Regions from separate parts of the Homo sapiens genome. Here region 1 is linked to region 2. Evidence: read pairs that join two places in POLR2A ChIA-PET (ENCODE). Cell type or tissue: A673. All regions are shown on one strand.

What was found. Peaks named below come from ENCODE experiments on the same cell type or tissue, not always from the same donor. Only the 100,000 strongest peaks of a DNase experiment are listed, where the experiment ranks them.
Region 1: POLR2A ChIA-PET joins it to region 2 with 5 read pairs; 1 of 35 experiments calls an interaction of 5 or more read pairs at or near these places.

Annotation. Positions count from the first base shown.
Region 1 is chr19:7,916,485-7,920,484 of GRCh38, reverse strand. It overlaps TGFBR3L (transforming growth factor beta receptor 3 like), which reads right to left. Exons shown (of 7, transcript NM_001419781.1): 2 at 3,942-4,000; 3 at 3,543-3,863; 4 at 2,886-3,012; 5 at 2,626-2,784; 6 at 2,356-2,428; 7 at 1,388-1,568. The coding sequence ends at 2,361. SNAPC2 (small nuclear RNA activating complex polypeptide 2) reads right to left here and starts at 147. Exons shown (of 5, transcript NM_003083.4): 1 at 1-147. The coding sequence starts at 118. RefSeq lists silencers at 1-97, 2,360-2,429, 2,550-2,639, 2,700-2,799, 3,704-3,753 and enhancers at 620-1,119, 1,795-2,670, 2,671-3,547. In A673, a CTCF peak has its summit at 2,494 (motif pointing left); DNase peaks (open chromatin) are centred at 194, 2,484 and 3,614; H3K4me3 peaks cover 2,367 bases; H3K27ac peaks cover 2,109 bases; H3K27me3 peaks cover 404 bases.
Region 2 is chr19:6,269,009-6,273,008 of GRCh38, reverse strand. It overlaps MLLT1 (MLLT1 super elongation complex subunit), which reads left to right. Exons shown (of 12, transcript NM_005934.4): 2 at 2,250-2,430. Among named protein-coding and RNA genes, the nearest start is that of MLLT1, 9.0 kb to the left of the region's middle. In A673, a CTCF peak has its summit at 1,698 (motif pointing right); no DNase peak of the experiment used is centred here; H3K27ac peaks cover 709 bases.

The sequences.
Region 1 (4,000 bases), 1.6 Mb before region 2:
GCCGCGCCTGCAGGAGTCGCACTAGCTGCCGCTTCTCGCGAGCGCTCCAGGTCGCGGGACCGGTCACCTCGCCCAGATAGCGCGCCGGGGCCGCTCGCCGCCTGGGAGGTGGCTTCATGCCGCTCAGAAAGAGGCAGGCGCTGTAAGGTCGCTTCTCCGATGGGCGGAGCTACGGGGGCCGCCGAGGTCAGAAAGAACCGCGCGGAGGCGGACGCGCGTGGGGGCGTGGCTTCGCGTTTGGAGGCCCGGGGAACCGCCCCAATGGAAGTGAAGGGGAGATCGGCACCGGAACTGGGGCGGGGCGAAGGAGACCCTCAGCCTGCACTTTATCTCATTCATGAAGTGGAGACGACACCTTGGATCCCATGCCCTCCCTCTGTTGCTGGACTAACTCATGAAGCTACTACTGTGTGCTTTGCTTCTCGCAGAGGGGTGGGTTCTGGCCGAAAGGTCAAGTCCGAAGATCCAGTCGGTCAAGAGCCTGGGCTCTGGGGTCAGACAGGCCTGGGGACTTTGGGCAAGTGATTTAGCCTTGCCGAGCCTCAGTTTCCTCCTCTGTAGACTGGGGCTGATAGTCCCACTCTTGTCTGTGTAAGGTAGAGTGGAGCTCGGGCAGGAGGGATTTAAGGAGCTCTAGACTAGACTGACAATCTAAGAGGAGGGCGAAGTCCAGACCAGGAGGGAACTGGAGCAGAGGCAGAAGGTCGAAGCGGAGCTAGGGCAGGGTCCGGGCGGGGGTAATGGAGAGCGGAGAAGGCCTGGCTTGAGAAAGATCGCAGGAGGCAGATGGGCAGGTGTCCGGGTAAGGAGAGGAGGGAGGGGGAAGGTTTATTTTAAACTTACGCTTGTGGGGTTGGGTGCCGCTTTTTTTTTTTTTTTAGACAGATTTTTGCTCTTGTTGCCCAGGCTGCAGTGCAATGGCGCGATCTCGGCTCACTGCAACCTCTGCCTCCTGGGTTCAAGCGATTCTCCTGCCTCAGCCTCCCCAGCAGCTGGGATTATAAGCACGCGCCACTACGCCCTGCTAATTCTTTTTTTGTTACTTTTTTTAGTAGGGACGGGGTTTCACCATGTCGGCCACGCTGGTCTGGAACTCCTGACCTCAAGTGATCCACCCACCTCGGCCTCCCAATGTGCTGGGATTACAGGCGGGAGCCACCGCGCCCGGCCGGGTGTCGCTTTCTGTTTGAGACAAAACGCCCTACAGTCTCCCATGGCCTGGGAGTGCACACGGGTATATGGGCATATGGGCCCCGTCCCCAGGCTCCACCCCTGTAAGTCACGATTTCTCAGGAATACCCCCCAAGTCCTGCTCCCAGCTTTCTCCCCAAGCCTCCCCACCTATCCCCCACCCCGCACGTTGCGCGCTCACTGACTGCACCAGAACTTAGCCGGTCAGTCCAGAGGTTTATTTTGAGCACAGGTGGGAGGGACAGGGGGAGGAGAGAAGCGCAGGGGTCGTGGCCTCATCAGGTCCGAGGTCCAGGGAGGCGGGTCCGGTCCTGTTGGTCCTGGTCCCGAATTGGTAGCTGGGTGTATCTCCGGACCATGTTGGGGGCGCACCATCCCTGGGAGGGGTGGCTGAGGCTCAGCGAGGGAGGGGACGCTACGCGGGCCACCTCCCTTCCCAGCAGACCACTAGCCTCTTCCATCGGTCTGCATGCCGGGGTGAGAGTGGGAGCCGGGTCCGAATGCTGAGTTCTCCTCGCCTAGTGCCTCTCCTCACCTAATGCCCCTGGCTCGACCCAAAGCCCGCGCCTGCCGCGGGTGACCCACTGCCTGAGTTCGAATCCAAGCTCCACCCAGTATTGTGACTTTTGACAAGTTACTTAATTCAGAGAATGCCTCATCATTCTCGTCTCTAAAATGGGGATTATAATAGTGTCCGCCTAGAGGTTAAGGGGATTAAGTTAGTTCATAGGCGTAAAACATTTACAACAGTGCCTGGAGGCTGGGCGCAGTGGCTCACGCCTGTAATCTCAGCACTTTGGGAGACCGAAGCGGTAGGATCACCTGAGGTCGGGTGTGCGAGACCAGCCTGACCAACATGGAGAAACCCCGTCTCTACTAAAAATACAAAATTAGCCGGGTGTGGTGGCGCATGCCTGTAATCCCAGCTACTCAGGAGGCTGAGGTAGGAGAATCGCTTGAACCCGGGAGGCAGAGGTTGCGGTGAGCCGAGATCGCGCCATTGCACTCCCGCCTGGGCAACAAGAGCGAAACTCCGTCTCAAAAAACAAACAAACAAACAAACAAACAAACAAAAAAACCACAGTGCCTGGCACGAACTAAGCGCTAGGAAGCGTCACTGTCAGATCTCCTACCTCACCCAGCTCCCTCCACCTCCATACCTACCTTCCTCACTGGGACCTCCTGGGCTGGGGACCGCTGGGCGAGGCTCTCGCGGGCGGGCCAGGGGCGTGGGGCGCTGGAAGGGAGAGGCGAGCTGCAGAAGGGCTGCTGCGCGCCACGCCAGGCTAAGGGCGGCCCCTGGGGGCTGCTGCGGGCATCGCGGAGGCAGGCCTAGCTAGGGTTGATCAGGCCCCGCAGGCGGGATCGCGGCCGCCCCGGGTCCCGACGCGCGGGATTAGACTGGGGGCCCGGCTTGGCGGAGGTCGTCGGTACCTGAGTGCGCACAGACGAGACCCAGCCCGGCGGCCAGCGCGGCGCCCAGCACGAAGGCTGCCAACACCAGCGCCACCACCGGCGCGGGTTCCAGGGCCGCGGGGGCCGGCGCGGGAGGCTCAGGGCGCACTGCACGGCCGGGGACACTCTTGGGCGGCCCTGTGGGAAGTGCCACGCTGAGACTGGGTCCAGCTCCCAGGCGTCCTTCCCACCCGCTCTGCCGCCCCACGGCCCCATGCGGAGGAGGACTGCGTGCTCACTGGGGGGCGGCCGCGGCACGGTGACCACGATAGGCTGCGTCAGCGTGTGCAGGTGGGGGCCGTCAGCAGCCAGGCCCTCGGCGCTGCCACTGCCAGTGTCGGCGCACGCCTCGTCCTGAGGCAGACACTGGGGGAGAGGAAGGTGGGGAAGAGACGGGGACATCAGGGCACCGGGATCGTGGCTCTGGTCCCCAGGGCCCCCAAGAGAGACCTGAGTCCAGCTCTCCACCACAGCCAAGATGGGACCCCTGGAAATCCGGCCCCTTAGGGTGCCCTGAGCCCAGCCCCTACGCATACAAGTGGCTAGCCGCCCAGCCCCTAAGGACCCCAAATCCCAGCCCCACAAGATCGCATGGTCCGCGTCTCCCAGCACCTAGCATGTGAGGCCCAGCACCAGGTTCCCAGAAATGTGTCCCCTTAGTGGCCTTCTGCATCCAACCCCCAGCCCTGAAGGATTCCAGAGCTGTCCATGGGGGAACCCAGTGTCCACACTGTCCCCGGAGAAACTCTGTCGGCAGAGATGGACCCTTGCGCCCCACCTCCCCCAACCCCCAGATCCTCAGACCCCGAGAGTATCCTCTTTCCACTGCCAGAGTCGCCCGTGCCCAGCCCCCGAAGGGCCCCAGCGCCCGGATTCCAGGCTCTGCGCCCGCGCACCCGCGATGGCGGCGGCGGCGGCGGCGGCGTCAGAGGCGCAGGCGCCCGGCGGACTCCCCGGAGGCGGCGGCAGCGGCTCAGCTGGCAGTGCAGGAACTGCACCGAGGCGTTGAAGACCGGGCGCAGGCGGAAGCTGAAACGCGCGGGGCGGGCGGCACCCGGGCTCGGCGGCGGCGGTGGCGGGAAGGCGACAGAGGTGTCGGCGGGGCAGCCCTCACGCAGCAGAGCCAGGGCGGGCCCCGGGGCCGGGCGTGAGGACGGCGTCACTGAGCAGCGGTGCAGGGCCAGGCCCCAGCGCGGGGAGGGACGGGCCAAGGCCGCCTGGGGGACGGAGGCGCCATCAGGGATCGCCCGTCCCCACCGGCCCCCATCCGCCCCTGGTGTCCCCGGGGTCCCCACCTGCACGAACACGCGGCTGTCGGCCGGGACCTCGAGCGGCCCCGCGCGGCGAGGAAAGA
Region 2 (4,000 bases):
CCAAGGGAATCCCCTCTGCCCCCTTTCCTTTTAAAAATTAATTTTTAGTTGACAAATAAAAATTGTACATCTGTATCATGTACATGTTTCAGTTTACTTTTTAAGTTGCCAAATAGAAATTGCACGCCTCCGCCTCATTTCTTATACCTGGCTTGCTGTGCGCACAGACCCTCAGCCTCTCTGGCCAGTTCTTCCACATGCTGGAACTGGCCTGTCCTTATCTGCCACCATGGCCCTGCCGTCTCCAAAAGCAGCATTTAGAACTCCCTGACCTGAGAGGCTCTCTGGTTTAATTAATCCAGCATCGTCCAGGCCTCCTGTCCCGTGGTTTCAAGATAGAGGCTAAGAGGACGAACAAGATGTAGTCCCTGCTCTCAGAGAGTTCACAGGGGCCCTGGGGGCTGCGTCAGCAACCCAGGAGCGGGGGATGGGATGAAGGGGCTCCCGTGGAGCTGTCCACAGGCTTCTGTGGGGACTCAAGGTTGGTCTCCAGCGTGGCTACCAGAAAGGGCCCTGGACAGGGCAGCGTGTGAGCCAGGACTTGAGATGAGTAGGGTTTTGAAACGAGCTTAGGGCACCCAGGCTGCGGCACTAGAAGAGATGAAGAGAGATAGGGTGGCTGTTCCTGGTGTGTCTGGGGCTGGCTGTAGGATTGAGCTGGAATGTGCGCGTTTCCTGCATTTCCTCAGTTCTGGGACTCTGAGATACCAGGACAGCGCCACCAACTCAGGAGCAGCTTCTGTGTCTGTGTGTGCACGTGTGCGCCTGTGTGCAGGCTGGACTCTGACTTCAAAAGGGTTAGGACATGAAAAGAGACGAGCGTCTCAGACTTGAGGAAATACACGCGTGGAAGACGTGCGCGGGGCTCGGGCTTCCTTCTGAGGGAGTGACAAGCCGTGGAAAGCTTTAACATGGCGGGCGGGGGTGGGGGCGATAGGATCTGCCTGCCCCAGCGGCTCCATCGCGTGACAACTGAGAGCTCAGAGGGGGACGGAGAGGGAGGGAAGCCGGCCAGGCGCCGGGGCACTCAGCCAGGTGGCGGGGTCTGAACGGGGCCTCGAAATGCCAAAGAAGAGACAGGTACTGGAGGGATTGCAGCCACTGGGACACACCTGGCCAGTTGCCGAGCGATGGCGTGGAAAGGCGCAGATGGGAGCTGTCTGGTCTGGGGCCCGGGAGGGCGGCTCTGTCAGGGGAGGGTGTGGGACTCAGGCCATGGTCTGGCTGGCTCCCGGCTATCTCAGCACTTAGAAGCAAGTGTGCGCTTGGCTGCTGCTTTATTTTGTAACATTCTTGTATTTGATAGCGGGTGTCAGGGCCGTATCTGTGAAAAGTCTGGGGAGGTTTTTACAAAGCAGGGTGGATATTTACTGTAGGTTCCCTGTTGGTGGTTTTGGCCAACCTAGGTATGAAGAGTGCTTTGAAGGCATGCAACTTTGTGTTCAGTGGCATGGAACTGGCCTGAGCTGCCTTGTATTTCAGAGCAAAGTGTCAGACACGACATGTGCTCAGCGGAGGGAGCTGGGCTGCCCAGGCCACGGGTCCACCTGGGACCGGTCACCAGGGGGCCGCAGGCTGGCCTCTGCCTTCTTCTTGGGAACCTCCCATTCTGCTTTTGAAACTGAAAGCCAGTGTTGTAGCTGATGACTTAGGGAAAGGAGAGGGGCCTCCGGGAGGCGCTGTGATGCGTGCTTGGGAATGAAAATGCTGGAGTCAACAAGCTTAGGTGGCAGAGACACCGACAGCCATCAGCAAGATGACTTTTGATAGTGAAAGTGCTCGGAAGAGCATCCTCTATGATAGAGTGATGGGAGCGGTGGTGGATGCTTTTGGATCGGTGGTCAGGGGAGGCTTCCCTGCAGAGGGACAGTCAAGCTGAGAGCCCAGTGACAAGAGGCGCCAGTGTGGGAAGTCTCAGGAGCAGAGGATCCTAGGCCAGTGTGGTGGCCCCGAGGCAGGAGTGAGCTGGGCTGAGCTGGGGACCGGTGAGGAGGCTGTGCGGGTGGAATTGAGGATGAGGCGGTGGATGAGAGGAGACACGGGGTCTGTGTGGGAGTACGGAGGGGAGAAGGCACGGGACGTCTGCGGCAAGGTGCTGGCGCGATAGGAAGCCGTCTGTGTGCTGCTCACTGGGTTGAGAGCGTATTGCACTGCTGGGGGTCTTTATCGAAAGTTCTCTGTGGGTAAGGGGACAGTCCCCTGCTTGGAGGCGTGTGCTGACTTCATCTCCCCACCTCTCTCTCCTCCAGTGCACCGTCCAGGTGAGGTTAGAGCTGGGGCATCGCGCCCAACTGCGCAAGAAGCCCACCACGGAGGGGTTCACTCACGACTGGATGGTGTTTGTCCGCGGCCCCGAGCAATGTGACATCCAGCACTTCGTGGAGAAGGTGGTCTTCTGGCTGCACGACAGCTTCCCCAAGCCCAGACGCGGTGAGTGGCCTCAAGCCCTGAGTGCCCACAGCACGGACCCATCTGTCTTCACTCCTCCCAAGGCCAGGCTCCACCCCTCCCTCAGGAGCAGCAGGACCCCTCCAACCATGAGGTTCCAGCTTGCGTCCCTCGGCGTGGGGGCACTGGAGCCGTGTCACCTCCAGCTGTTGAGTTAGTCGTAGGAAGAACCGAAGGAGGTGGTGGCGGTCTGTTGTGTCGTGATTTAGACCCGGGCTCTGGGAAGCAGCCAGGGAGCACAGCCAGGTTGGCATGGGTGGGACAGGTGAAGTCAGCCGGCTGGTGAGTGATCAGGAAGTTGCCGACCGGGCCTATGTTTGTTTGTGTGCCATGTGAAGAATTCCCAATATTTGGGGCAGAAAGAATGCCGGAGCTCATGTCACCACTGTCTTTTCCGTGTCTTCCCTCTCCCTTCAAGCCTCAGGCCGTCATTGATTCAGCACGAGTGCCTCAGTCGTGTATTCTGTCAGCGTCTCCACCTGTGGCGTGGGGGCCCTGGCCTTCCTGGAGGGTGCAGTGTGACGGGGCACAGGCAGGAAGTCACCCAGTTTATGATCAGGGATGCCCTCCTGGGGAAGTGAGCCCTAGGGAAAGGCTGTGGTGGGGAATCGGAGAGTGAGGTGGTGGTCTGGTGAGCGCCATCAGGGCTGGGGCCGCGTCTACTTTTCTTACCGCTGAGTCGCCAGTGTGAAGCCCGGAGCCCGGCACATCACAGGGGTTCGATAAATGCTTCTTGGGTGATGTCTTGATAAAGGAATGAGGGACTTTCTGTAGGAAGCACTTCAGGGTGGGAAGAGCCCTGGCTGGGCTGGTGACCCCTCTACCCTGCAATACGGGGGTCCCGGGAGCTCCAGGGGCCACGGGAGGTGAGCCGTGCACAAGCGTGGGTGTGCTTAGGTTGAAGCAAGAGCTTCCCGGGACCCGGGACCCAGGACCCTGGCCCTGAGCCTGTAAGTGGTTTGCAGCCTAGTGGGGAAGTGATGGGCGTTGACAGCAGTAGAGGCTTGTCATTCTGAAGGGATGCCCACCTGCGATTCCCTCAGCCTGCGGCTTCTCTTTCCCTCTGCATTTCTCCTTTCCTGAGTCTTCACCTTTTCCCCTTTTCCTTCCTCCCTCTCTAAGCCTCTTAGAGGATGGCCGCGGAGGCTCCTGACAGCGGCAGATGTTTATAAACCGCTTCCTAATCGTGGGGACACATGCCATCTATCGAGCACTTCCTGGCCAGCGCTTCGTGCGCAGGATCGCGTTTTCTTCTCGCCACAGCCCTCTTCTGCAGACGGGGAGACGGGTCCAGGGGGCAGGCCGCTACCTGTGCTTAGAGCAGGGTGGGCAGGCTGGCCTGTGGGCTGGGTCTGGCCACTGCCAGTGCAGCCTGTTTTTATTGGTGCACGGCCATGCCCGCCCGCATAGGTGTTGCCTGTGGCTGCTTTTGTGCCACGTTGGCAGAGCAGGAGCCTGGCTGCCCCTCCTGCACCAGGCCCTCTTTCCTTTCTCTGGTGGCATCCACTCCACTTCTTCACCAACCCCCTCACCCCTCCCCTTTTCTCTGTCC